2 separate regions of the Homo sapiens genome follow, and region 1 is linked to region 2. Evidence: chromatin contacts called from ENCODE Hi-C or POLR2A ChIA-PET data. All regions are on one chromosome and are shown on one strand. The core of a region is the stretch at or near the end of the contact, and the rest is flanking DNA. Distances in the headings are between cores, read along the strand shown.

Region 1 (6,555 bases), core at 2,668-5,167, 290 kb after region 2:
GAAGCAACTGGATCATTTGTGGTATAGAAATTTCCACATTTTAGATTTGGCTGGTTGCTTCATTAGCCCCTCTCTACTCTCTTGATTGGATTGATATTATAATAAAATATTACACCTGAAGGCCAGAATCTCCCTGAGCCAGGTTTTGCCTGGGATTGTCATTTTGCAACCTCTGTGTTCACAAGGACTTTGCCCGGGAGCAAGGTGGACGTCCTGCCTATCCCTGGAACAGGGTGTGGTCCCATCCATGGGGACTCTAAAGTGGGAGTGGAAAGCCAGAGGCCTGAGAGAGCTCCTCCTCAAGGCTGTTAGGGACCCAGCCGGACTGAGAATCTTTTGTTTTTCTGGCAGCTGGAGCAGTTCAAGAAGGACAACGAGGAAACAGGCTTCGGCTCAGGCACCCGGGCCCTGGAGCAAGCCCTGGAGAAGACGAAAGCCAACATCAAGTGGGTGAAGGAGAACAAGGAGGTGGTGCTCCAGTGGTTCACAGAAAACAGCAAATAGTCCCCAGCCCTTGAAGTCACCCGGCCCCCATGCAAGGTGCCCACATGTGTCCATCCCAGCGGCTGGTGCAGGGCCTCCATTCCTGGAGCCCGAGGCACCAGTGTCCTCCCCTCAAGGACAAAGTCTCCAGCCCACGTTCTCTCTGCCTGTGAGCCAGTCTAGTTCCTGATGACCCAGGCTGCCTGAGCACCTCCCAGCCCCTGCCCCTCATGCCAACCCCGCCCTAGGCCTGGCATGGCACCTGTCGCCCAGTGCCCTGGGGCTGATCTCAGGGAAGCCCAGCTCCAGGGCCAGATGAGCAGAAGCTCTCGATGGACAATGAACGGCCTTGCTGGGGGCCGCCCTGTACCCTCTTTCACCTTTCCCTAAAGACCCTAAATCTGAGGAATCAACAGGGCAGCAGATCTGTATATTTTTTTCTAAGAGAAAATGTAAATAAAGGATTTCTAGATGAGTGAGACTCATTACTAAACTAAAGCAGGAGTGGGTCAATACAGCAGCTGGGGAGGCCGGGTGGGGGAAGCTGGGTGCATGCGGAGCACCGTGGAGTCTGGGACCCCAGAGCACAGGAGGGGAGACGTGCCCAGCCTGCCGGCCCTTCCTGCAGGTGCCCTGCGCCTGTGCCTCCATGTCTGCCTGCAGGACTCCGGGCTCCTTTTCATGCTCTATTGACTGAGCTAGCTGGGTGGTTTGCAGGGCTCCTTTTATTCCTATTCTGATGGCAGCTGGAGCTGCTGGGTGGTGGGGAGCTGTGGACCCAGTGCTCCCGCAGTGAGTGGTGAGAGGGGCCCTGGCAGAGCGCAGGGAGTGCTCTCCAGGAAGCACCCTCCTTAACATGAGGCAAGGGTGCAGGGTGCTGGCCGTGCCCCTCTTCCTGCTCCACGGGAACACCTGGGATACCTGGGACAATGCGGGACAGGTCTGTGCAGTGAAGGCAGCAAGCACAGGGTCCCATACCTGGTGCCACCCTTCACTGGCCAAGGGCACGCCCCACCGTCTTCCGTGGTGGAAGGGTGGAGTGGGGTGTGGGTACCAATGCATAAAGAGGTTGTTTTCTAGAGCAGCACACAGGGATGGGCTGGGCTGAGGAGCAGGCAAACCATGGGGTGGGGACAGCTTTGCCAGGCTCATAAAGTGGGGGCTGTGCCCTCCACATCGCCTGGGGCAGAAGATGGTCAGGGCCAACTCTGAGAAGGCCTGGGACCAGCGCAGCTCCACGCACACATTGGCCCTGGTGAGCATTTCTTGACAAATGGAGCCCCACTGTGGCAGGCTCCCCTCAGCCTCTGCCCCGCAAGGCCCAGTTGAACATCCAAGGCTGAGAGGAGGGGGAGAAGGCGGGAACAGCCACAGGGGTCCTTAGGAGTCACCTCCAACAGACACCCACAGCCAGCTCCGCAGGCTGGAATCATGGAGTCCAGCAGGTCTGGTTTCAGTTTCTTAGACAAGGGACCCACATGCCCAAGCCTAGGTCTCATCTGCACAACGAGGCAGTGTCAGAGCTGTTGGGCTGGTGTGTGGATTGAAGGAGATACATGTACTTAGCAAATGGCCTGACGCATAAGGAGAGCTGGGTTTTATTATCACCCTTGGCCCTCTTCCCCCTTGTGAGAAGCAGGCAGGCCTGGGGCCAGGAAGGCCCCCCATCCCCCACCACCATCTGCACATCAAAGAGTAGGGTGAGCTAAGGGCGGAGGCCAGCCCGGATGATGGTGCTCTGTCCCTCCACCAGCCAGGAGGCTCCCTGGGCCGCCCCAGATTAAGCTCCGCCAGCCACTTTGGGCCAACCCTTCCTGTCGCCAGTACCCAGCGGCCGTGGCTGGCACTTGACCTTCTGGGGACCAGCTGTGGGAGGGGCCGGCCTCACCATCTTGAGTTTCTAATGGGCTCTAGGATCCCTGGACATTGCAGAGGAGAGAGCTGGCCTGCCAGGGAGAAGAGTTTATGCACATTATTTCATTTAGTTCTAAACCGTACCATGAGATAAGGAATATCTTTATGTCAGCTTTACAGATAAGGAAACTGCAGGGCAAGGAGATGAAGTCACAACTCAGTAGAACTGAACTGGAACCACTGTCTGGCTTTACTCCCTGCACAGAAGTGGAAGCCAGTTCTCCATCTGGAGCTGGGGTGGAGTGCGTGACGTCTATACTGCCATGCTTGTGCCGTTACTGGAAAGAGGTCTCGATCCTTGGAGCCCATGCAAGAAAGAATTCAGGGCAAGTCCATAAAATGAAAGCAAGTTATTAAGAAAGGAAAGGAATCAAAGAATGGCTACTACACAGGCAGGGCAGCAGCATGGGCTGCTCAACTGAGTAAACTTAAGAGCTATTTCTTGATTTTTTTTTTCTTTTTTTTTTGAGACGGAGTTTCATTCTTGTTGCCCAGGCTGGAGTGCAATGGTGCGATCTTGGCTCACCACAACCTCCGCCTCCTGGGTTCAAGCGATTCTCCTGCCTCAGCTTCCCAAGTAGCTGGGATTACAGGCATGCACCACCATGCCCGGCTAATTTTGTATTTTTATTAGAGATGGGGTTTCTCGACCCCAGGAGATCCGCCCACCTCAGCCTCTCAAAGTGCTGGGATCATAGGCGTGAGCCACCGCGCCCAGCCTTATTTCTTGATTATATGCTAAACAAGGGGTGGATTATTCATGAGTTTTTTGGGAAAGAAGTGGGGATTTCCCAGAACTGAGGGTTTCTCCCTTTTTTAGACCATACAGGGTAACTTCTGCATATTGCTGTGGCATTTGTGAACGGTCATACGCTGGTGGGAGTGTCTGTTAGCAGCTAAGGTATTATAATCAGCGCATAATGAGCAGTGAGGATGACCAAAGGTCACTTTTGTCACCATCTTGGTTTTGGCGGGTTTTGGCTGGTTTCTTTACTGCATGCTGTTTTATCAGCAAGGTCTTTGTGACCTGTATCTTATGCCGATCTCCTGTCTCATCCTGTGACTAAGAATGCCTAACCTCCTGGGAATGCAGCCCAGCAGGTCTCAGCCTCATTTTGCCTAGCCCCTATTCAAGATGGAATCGCTCTGGTTCAAACACCTCTGACGATGCCACCTGGCAGTGTACAATGCTGGCACTCATCAGGACCTCCATGGCTGATCCTGGAATGCAGTGAGGATACACAGAGCCAGAGGAATGCCTGCAGAGCCTTGGTCAAGGTCAAAGAGCAGGAACCAACTAGAACTCTGGCGGCTGATTCCCTGCCCAGCGCTCTTGCCTGCCCTCAGCACTCAAGTCCAGCAGGAATGGAAGGTGCTGAGGCTCTGTAGGCAGCAGCCTTGGTGGCTCCTCTGACTCAGCCTTTCGAGACTGTGGAGTCAGCATAGCTAACGCAATCTTTCATTTTCTTTTTCCTTTTTTTGTTTTGTTTTTTTTTTTTTTTGGAGACAGAGTCTCACTCTATCGCCTAGGCTTGCAGTGGCACGATCTCGCTCACCGCAACCTCCACCTCCTGGGCTCAAGCGATTTTCCTGCCTCAGCCTCTTGAGTAGCTGGGATTACAGGCGCTCACTACCACGCCAGGCTAATTTTTTGTATTTTTAGTAGAGACGGGGTTTCACCATGCTGGCCGGGCTGGTCTCAAATTCCTGACCTCAAGTGATCACCCCACCTTGGCATCCCAAAGTGCTGGGATTACAGGCGTGAGCCACCATGCCTGGCCTCAGTACTCATTTTATTGAGCACTTACTATGTGCCAAGTATTAAAACCCTGAGAGGTAGGTCTATTATTGTCTCCACTTCACAGTTGAAGAAACTGAGGCTCAGGGAGGTTCCAAAGCTTATCTGTCAGTCTCACTTGGTTACACAGCAAGTAAGAGCCGAGTAGAATGCGCAACCTGGGCCCCAATGCTGTGTGTCTACTCTAACCTTGCCTGGATTTTTCTCATCCTTCCAGCTGTGGCTGACAGCCCCTCGGGACAGCAGGGCCCTAAGGGCAGAACCAGAGCACTTCTGGAAGGTTAGAGGAAGAAGGTACCTCAGCACCACCCAAGATAGTTCCTCCTTTAGGAACTGTGAAAACTGAAGCTCAGAAAGAGTGACTTGCCTGATGCCACAGGGCGTGTCAGAGGCAACGGGCAACCTTGCAGGATGAGAGGGGAAAGCCCCACACGCCAAGAGCTCAAGCCCAGGAAATCAGGCAGCTCATGCTCTGTGCTGCCTCTCCCTTTCTCTCAAGCTGGACTGTTGCAGTGGCCTCCTGCCTGGTTCCATTTCTATGAAGCGGCCGAAGGGACTGAGAGCAGACTTCTTACCAGCTCACCCCCAACTCCCAACCCTCAGTGCTGCCCATCATTCGGGAAACGGAGGCCAAAACCTCATCACCCACCACGTGGAACTCCCCACAAACTTGCCTCCAAGCCCCTTTCCGGCTCTGTTTGCCACTTTTCTCTGTCATCTCTAGACACTAGACGCTTCTGTTTCGACTTGGCTCATGCTGTTGCTCCTGCCTGGACCTCTCTTCCCTCACTCCTCTTGATAAACTCCTGCATATCCTTCAACACCCAGCTCCAAGGTCACCTCTTCTGCACTCTCTCCTCCCTGAGTCAGCAGATACAGAAGGAAGTTACCACCACTGCTGGCTCCCATGCCCACGGGAGCCTTTGCTAATAGATCTTGGCATCCTTTTCCCAAGATCCTGGCAGTGCCTCTTACTCTTAAGACACCGCAATCAAGGCAGCAGGACTAAGGAATCAGGTAACTCAAGAATGAGATGGTACTGCCAACCTCGCCTCCCACCAGGTTACCGCATCCTGGTCCCTAAGCACCTCACACAAACCCCCATCCTTGTGTTTAGGACCTGGGCTCTGATCATTTATTTCCCTGTAATTCACATTAGTTGGGGAATATTTTCTCTCTGGCACCTAACACATGGTGTTATGGGCTGAATTATGTCCCCATAAAATTCCTGTATGGCTGAGCGCAGTGGCTCATGCCTGTAATAGCAGCACTTTGGGAGGCTGAGGCGGCTGAACTGTGTTCCCATAAAATTCCTATGTCTGGCTGGGCGTGGTGGCTCACGCCTGTAATCCCAGCACTTTGGGACGCCTTGGCGGGTGGACCATTGGAGGTTAGGGGTTCAAGACCAGCCTGGCCAACATGGTGAAACCCTGTCTCTACTAAAAGTACAAAAAGTAGCCAGCCATGGTGGCAGGCACCTAGGCCAGCTACTAGGGAAACTGAGGCAGGAGAATCACTTGAGCCTGGGAGGCAGAGGTTGCAGTGAGCTGAGATCATGCCACTGCACTCCAGCCTGGGCGACAGAGTGAGACTCCCTCTCAAAAAAAAAGAAAAAAAAAATTTCCTATGTTTGGCTGGGTGTGGTGGCTCACACCTGTAATCCCAGCACTTTGGGAGGCCGAGGCAGGTGGATCACTTGAGGTCAGGAGTTCGAGACCAGCCTGGCCAACATGGTGAAACCCTGTCTCTACTGAAAATACAAAAATTAGCCGGGCATGGTGGCAGGCATCTGTAATCCCAGCTACTCAGGAGGCTGAGGCAGGAGAATCGCTTGAACCCGGGAGGCAGAGGTTGCAGTGAGCCGAGATTGCACCATTGCACTCCAGCCTGGACGACAGAGCAAGACTCTGTCTCAAAAAAAAAAAAAAAAAAGAAGTTTCTTATGTTTAAGCCCTAACATCCAATACTTCGGAATGTAACTGTGACTGTATTAGAAGAAAGATCCCTAAAAGAGTAAATACAGTTAAATGGGTCCCTTAGGGTAGGTCCTGATCCAACATGACTAGTGCCCTTATAAGAAATCAGGACACAGACAATAGAGACAGATGTGTGACCATGTAGGGGCTCAACGAACAGGCAGTCATCTGCAAGCCACAGAGAGAGGCCCCAGAAGAAACTGAACCTGCCTACACCTTGATCTTGGACTTCTAGCCTCCAGAATTGTGAGAAAATAAATTTCTGTTGTTTAAGCCACCCAGTCTGTGGTTGTTGTTTTTTTAAGTTTTTTGTAGGGACAAGGTCTTGCTATGTTGCCCAGGCTGGTCTCGAATTCCTGGCCTCAAGGGATCCTCCCACCTCAG
Region 2 (6,381 bases), core at 287-2,786:
GGGCAGGGCCATAGCATCACAAAGGCACACTTTCTGGGAAATGTCTCTTTTTGAGGGTATTCCAAAATAGGTAACACTTGTTTAAAACCACCGAAGAATGTGGGGGCAGAGCCACTTACTCCAGGAAGCCTTTCAGTAATAGAAATAGGCTGTGCTTTACTGTAACGATCCAGATACCTGCTGTCTCCTGCCCCCAGGGTGGATGTGTACATAAGGTCTGTACTAGTGCACTAAGGCAAATGTGTGCTCATTCATTCATTCATTCAACAACCATTTACCGGGCACCTGCTCCAAGCCAGTACCACACTAGGCGGCAGGGGTCTGTCGCCAAGAAGACACAGGGTCTGCCCGCTGTCTGTGGACTATTTCATCAGATCAAGGACACGTGTATGTGTTTTTATCCTCCATGCTGTCTCTTGGTGGCCTTTTTGGTTCAGACCCTTTTGATAATATGATTGAAGCTATGGACACCCCCCCAAAAATGGCACTTAGGTCTATGTAGAATTTCGAAGGGTCTCAAACTCCCAGAGCCTATCCACTCATCTCTTGAAAGTGTTTTCCTAATTTCCCTGGTGATAACAGCCACCTGTAGTTCTCATCCAACATACAGCCTTGCAGGCCGCTCCCTGGAGGGTCTAATTCATGGGGCCTGGGATGGGCCCAGGAATTTTTATTCTCAACAGGGCCCCCAGATGATTCTTATCATTGATGGACTTTGGGCTATTCACCCCCAGGAGACATGGATTCCAGGAGAAAACCCACTGGTTTGGACTGTGAACTTTCTTTTCTACGGTTTGGAGGTCACTCCCAGAGCAGGACAGGGTGTTGTGTGCAAAGGGGTCCAATTTATTATCCATGGAGGAAAATTAGGATAAAAGCTGGGAGCTGGGCTGGGCACGGTGGCTCACACCTGTAATCCCAGCATTTTGGGAGGCTGAGGCAAGAGGATCACCTGAGGCCAGGAACTCAAGACTAGTGTGGACAACATAGCAAGACCCTATCTCTAAAATTTGAAAAAGGCCGGGCACGGTGGCTCATGCCTGTAATCCCAGCACTTTGGGAGGCTAAGGTGGGCAGATCACAAGGTCAGGAGTTCGAGACCAGGCTGGCCAACATGGTGAAACCCTATCTCTACTAAAAATACAATAATTAGCTGAGCGTGGTATGCGCCTGTAATCCCAGCTACTCAGGAGGCTGAGGCAGTAGAATTGCTTAAACCCAGGAGGCGGAGGTTGCAGTGAGCTGAGATCACACCACTGCACTCCAGCTTGGGTGACAGAGTAAGCCTCCGTCTCAAAAAAAAAAAAAAAAAGAGTAAAAATAAATAAATAAAAGAAATTTTTTTTAAGTTGGGAGCTGTTTTCTTTTTGATGAGTTAGTAATTTAGTAGGAACCCAGTGGGACATGTGTCTGTGGTCACAGCTGCTGTCTTAACTGCTTGTTTGGTATAAAAACTTTGTATTATAACTTAATGGTTCCCGTGTCTATGTCTCTTAGCAGCAGGGACTGTGTCTTGTGCTGTATACCCCCTCCTGACACATCGCAGATGTGTATGACCACCAGGGGGCCCTGCCATTCAGGAGTTTCTTTTATAAACACATGATGTGCACATTGTACAAATTTAGGCTGATAATAGGGACATTTCCAGTTTTATTAGCCTTTGGTTTTTGCTTTCAGCTTTTCTTCACAGTATTAACACTCTGTGGACTTGGGATTTTTTTTTTTTTTTTAAGACAGAGTCTTGCTTTTGTTGCCCAGGCTAGAGTACAGCGGCACGGTCTTGGCTCACTGCAACCTCTGCCTCCCGGGTTCAAGCAATTCTCCTGCCTCAGCCTCCCGAGTAGCTGGGACTACAGGCGCCCACCACCACGCCCAACTAATTTTTGTATTTTTAGTAGAGACGGGGCTTCACCATGTTGGCCAGGTTGGCCTCGAACTCCTGACCTTGTGATCTGCCCGCCTCGGCCTCCTAAAGTGCTGGGATTACAGGCGTGAGCCACTGTGCCAGGCCCTGGACTTGGGATTTTTAAGTCCCCCAGTAGAGGAGAAAGATGGCAAATATATAGCATATATGCTGTCACCCTGCACAATCACTCCTTGCAGACATTAACAATCCATCATAGGGTTTTATTGCCAAGCCTAGATTCAGTTTCAGAATCCTTTTCTCTTTTTGGAGACAGAGTCTTGCTCTGTTGCCCAGACTGGAGTGCAGTGGCGCAATCACAGCTCACTGCAGCCTTGACCTCCTGGGCTCAAGCAATCCTCCTGCTTCAGTCTCATGTGTAGCTGGACCACAGGTGTGTGCCACCATGCCTGGCTAATTTTTTGATTTTTTTCTTTTTTTTGAGATAGAGTCTTGCTCTGTCACCTGGGCTGGAGCACAGTGGTGTGATCTCGGCTCACTGGAATCTCTGCCTCCTGGGTTCAAGCTGGGACTACAGGTGCACACCACCACACTCAGCTATTTTTAAAAAATATTTTTAGTAGAGCCAGGGTTTCACTATGTTAGCCAGGCTGGTCTCAAACTCCTGGGCTCAAGTGATTCTCCTGCCTCAGCCTCCCAAAGTGTTGGGATTACTGTTAGCCATTGCATCCAGCCCAGAATTCTTCCTTTTTTTTTTTCTTAAAAAAAAAAAAATGTCTTGCTATGTTGCCCAGGCTAGAGTGCAGTGGCTATTAATAGGAGCAATCATAGCCTCAAACTCCTGGGTTCAAGCAAACTTCCCACCTCAGCCTCCTGAGTAACTGGGACTACAGGTGTGCAGCACCATGCCTGGCTAGACTCTTTCTTGACATTACATTTTAGGCAGCTACTAGCAGTTGACTGCAGGAGCCTCTGCAATGAAACCTACAAATTGCTGGTTTCTAGGCCTGGCAGGGTATTAACAGCTCCCCAACTCCCTATAGTGTCTACCGTGAGAGACAGGGTCACAAGTTTGACCTGGAGTATCACTCATAGGCCACCGTTATGGGGAGAGGAAGCTCTATGTACATTCAGCTTTGAAGGGTAAAGTTGGTGGGATTTCGGTGGAAACCATGGGGCAGCCAAGTACCAGAGTGGGATTGTGGGACCCAAGGGGCCTCATTCCACCTACCCGGATATGAGGGCCTCTCAGAGGAGGTGATATTGGCTGAAAAGCGGGGAGGCTGGTGGCTGAAGGCGGGGAATGGAGGGCAGGGGAGTACGGGTCAAGGCTGGGTTTAGGGACATGGTAGATTAGAAAGTGCTGCTCAATTTCTGCCTTCCCGAGCCACTGTGCCTAGTTTAGCCATATTCTAGAACTACCTGTACTTTTCCATAACAAATATTTTTCCTTACATCTTCTCTGCTTTGAAAATTAAATATATTTAGCCTGTTCTTAAAGGGAAGTCACAGGTTTTGATTTGCTTTTGTAATGACAAGGAACAAAGGACACCCTCTGTACTTCTGACCACTGAGCCAGGACGCCTCCCTGTTGCATCCTGGCCTCTCTCTGGCCTCTGTCCTCCCATCTAGAAAATAGGGAGGGTAAGATACTTCAGTGATCCTCAAACTGTGTTCCTTGGGTCTTGCAGGGGTTATAAAAATGATTTTTTTTTTTTGGAGACAGGGTCTCAGTCTGGTTGCCCAGGCTGAAGTGCAGTATCGTGATTTCAGCTCACTGCAACCTCAGCCTCTCAGGCTCAGGTGTTCCTCCCACCTTAGCCTTCCAAGTAGCTGGGACTATAGGTGTATGCCACCACACCCGGCTAATGTTTAAATTTTTTTTTTTTTTTTTTTTTTGAGATGGAGTTTTGCTCCTGTTGCCCAGGCTGGAGTGCAATGGTGTGGTCTCGGCTGACTGCAACCTCTGCCTCCCGGGTTGAAGCAATTCTCTTGCCTCAGCCTCCCAAGTAGCTGGGATTACAGGCATCCACCACCACACCCAGCTAATTTTTGTATTTTTAGTAGAGACAGGGTTTCACCACATTGGCAAGGCTGGTCTTGAACTCCTGACCTCAGGTGATCTGCCCGCCTTGGCCTCGCAAAGTGCTGGGATTACAGGCATGAGCCATCACGCCTAGCCATGTTTAAATTTTTTTGTAGCGATGGGGTCTCATTATTTTGCCCAGGCTGGTCTCAAACCCCAGGACTCAAGCAATCTGCCTGCCTTGGCCTCCCAAAGCGCTGGGATTACAGGCATGAGCCATTGTGCCTGGCCAAATACATGTTTTTGAATGCATAAAGCTTTACTACTTAAAAAACTAATTTCAATTAGTTTCTAATACTAATTGATTTCTAATACTCATCAAAATAAGTACGTAACGATAAAACTAGGAGACCACCTAAATGGTCCCATCTGGGACTTTGGAAAGTACTGGATGAAAAAGTGGCAGGAGGGGCAGGCAGATGCCCAGGCCCTGGGAACGGCCTTACCTTGTGGGTGAGGGAGTGCTGCTTGAGGTGGTGAATCTGGCTGAACTCCATGCCGCATTCAGTGCACACGAAGGGTCGCACGTTCTGGTGCTTGAGCATGTGGTTCTGCAACTGGCTGCGGTAGTGGAAGGACTTGTCACACTCGAGGCACTGGTAGAGGGTGGGGCCCTGGTGGGAGGCCAGGTGGCGCTTGAGCTGGGTCAGGGTGGAGAAGTCCAGGCCGCACTCGACGCAGACATGGCAGCGGCCACTCTCATGCTTCACTTCGTGGGCCTTGAGCTCGCTGGGGTAGGCGAAGCCGCGGCCGCAGAAGTGGCAGCTGTAGGGCTTGACCTCCGAGTGCAGCAGCATGTGGCGCTTGAGGTGGCTGGTCTGCGTGAAGGCCTTGTGGCATACCTGGCACTTGTGGGGCCGGGTGCCCTGGTGCGTCAGCAGGTGCGTCTGCAGGTGGCTGGGCTGCTTGAAGAGCTTGCTGCAGTGTGGGCACGAGTGTGGCTTGATGCCGTTGTGGCCCAGGATGTGCGTCACCAGGTTGTACTTGGACGTGTAGGACTTCTCGCACATGCGGCACTGCCAGCGCTTCTGGCGGTCGCCCGCCTCCACCAGATAGGAGTCGTCAATCTGCACGTTGATGTCCAGCCGATCCAGCTGGGCCTTCTTGTGGCGTTCCACGGTCGAACCCGCCGTGTCAGCCTCGAACTCACTGGCCTCCTGCCACACGAAGCCCTGTTCCGGCTTGACAGGCTCCGGGGACTCCATGCTGGGGGCCTCGGGGTCACTCAGGGGGGCCAGGTGGGGTGGCTCGAACCCACACTCTGTGGGCAAGGCCTCTGGCCCAGGCAGCGCCATGCTGGGCTCGGGGAAGCCATCCCGGGCCGGGGCCGGGAAGTGAGGGTCATATGGGGCCACGTTCAGCTCCGGCCTCGGGGTTCGGGGCAGATGCCGGAGCGTCCGGGGCTTGCGGCTGAAGGCGCTGAGGTCGATCATCTTGACGGCGCTGCTCTGCACCAGGGCGTCGCAGCCGCCACTGGCCGCCTCGGCGGGGGCTTCTGCTGGCCCTGCGTCCTTGTCGTCACCTGGCACAGAAACCTCATAGACCTCCTGTTCCTCCTCCTCCACCTTCTCGAACTTGACCTTGGGCACCAACCGCACAGGTGGCCGCGTCTTCCGCCGGGTGTGCTTCTCACAGGCTGCCTCCACCTCCAGCACCTCCTCCTCCGCCGGCTCCTCCAAGGCCCTCCCGTTGCAGGCCAGCTGGTAGACGTCGGGGCCTGGTGGCTCGGGCTCTCCCATGGCTGCCCCTGAAAGCTCGGGCCCCAGGTCCGGGTAGAAGGCCTCGGCGCTTATGGTAGCTCCAAAGAGCTCATTTTCGGAGACCAGGCCAAGCACGGCGGCCTGAGCCAAGGACAGCACCACCACGGCGTCCGTCTGTGTCCCTGAGTCCATGAAGCCCTCCATCCCGTGACGGCTAGCTAGGAGGGCATCGCTGTGGGTGGAGAAGGGAAGGTTAATATTGCTGGCTCACTCCTGCACAGACAGACAACAGACACAGCACAGACAAGGGCTTGGCTGATTTTGGGTGTGTCTGGCTCTGATGTCTTTTCTACTCCTGGCCTTGGGAACAGGGCACACTTGTTATTATAGGGAGCAGTGATTCCTGCTGTGTATCTGACCATCTCCTCCATCTCCCTGGGAGATCCTGGGGTAAGCTCTGCCCCCTTGCTGGCCTCAGTCTTCCCATCTGTACAACAGGGAGGTGGGATTTCCTCAATTGTTCTCAAATTGTGTTCTACAGGTCCTTCAAGAATTCCTTAAAAAGACCGGGCATGGTGGCTCACATCTGTAATCCCAGCACTTTGGGAAGCCAAGATGGGCAGATCACCTGAGGTCAGCAGGAGTTTGAGACCAGCCTGGCCAACATGGTGAAATCCTGTCTCTACTAAAAATACAAAATTAGCTGGGCGTGGTGGCCGGCACCTGTAATC

Evidence for each region. Hi-C counts contacts between places; a loop is a spot of excess contacts on that map. ChIA-PET counts read pairs that join two places held with the same protein, here RNA polymerase II (POLR2A). Pooled maps may share reads with other maps.
Region 1: a loop to region 2 is called in a pooled map, with 2.4 times the contacts of the local background. The contact joins two enhancer-like sites. A Hi-C loop is called at or near these places in 2 of 50 pooled maps. POLR2A ChIA-PET finds 5 or more read pairs at or near these places in 2 of 52 experiments (H1 and WTC11).

What each region holds. Positions count from the first base shown.
Region 1 is chr15:89,779,298-89,785,852 of GRCh38, reverse strand. ANPEP (alanyl aminopeptidase, membrane) reads left to right here. Exons shown (of 21, transcript NM_001150.3): 21 at 352-958. The coding sequence ends at 504. Among named protein-coding and RNA genes, the nearest start is that of MESP2, 6.2 kb to the right of the region's middle. RefSeq lists enhancers at 804-1,466, 1,467-2,128, 2,129-2,791, 3,856-3,915. Within about 2 kb of position 3,917, at least 10 of the 41 ENCODE cell types and tissues checked have a DNase peak (open chromatin) inside an H3K27ac peak, as active enhancers do.
Region 2 is chr15:90,066,611-90,072,991 of GRCh38, reverse strand. It overlaps ZNF710 (zinc finger protein 710), which reads right to left. Exons shown (of 5, transcript NM_198526.4): 2 at 4,397-5,882. The coding sequence starts at 5,854. Among named protein-coding and RNA genes, the nearest start is that of ZNF710-AS1, 12 kb to the left of the region's middle. Within about 2 kb of position 1,536, at least 11 of the 41 ENCODE cell types and tissues checked have a DNase peak (open chromatin) inside an H3K27ac peak, as active enhancers do.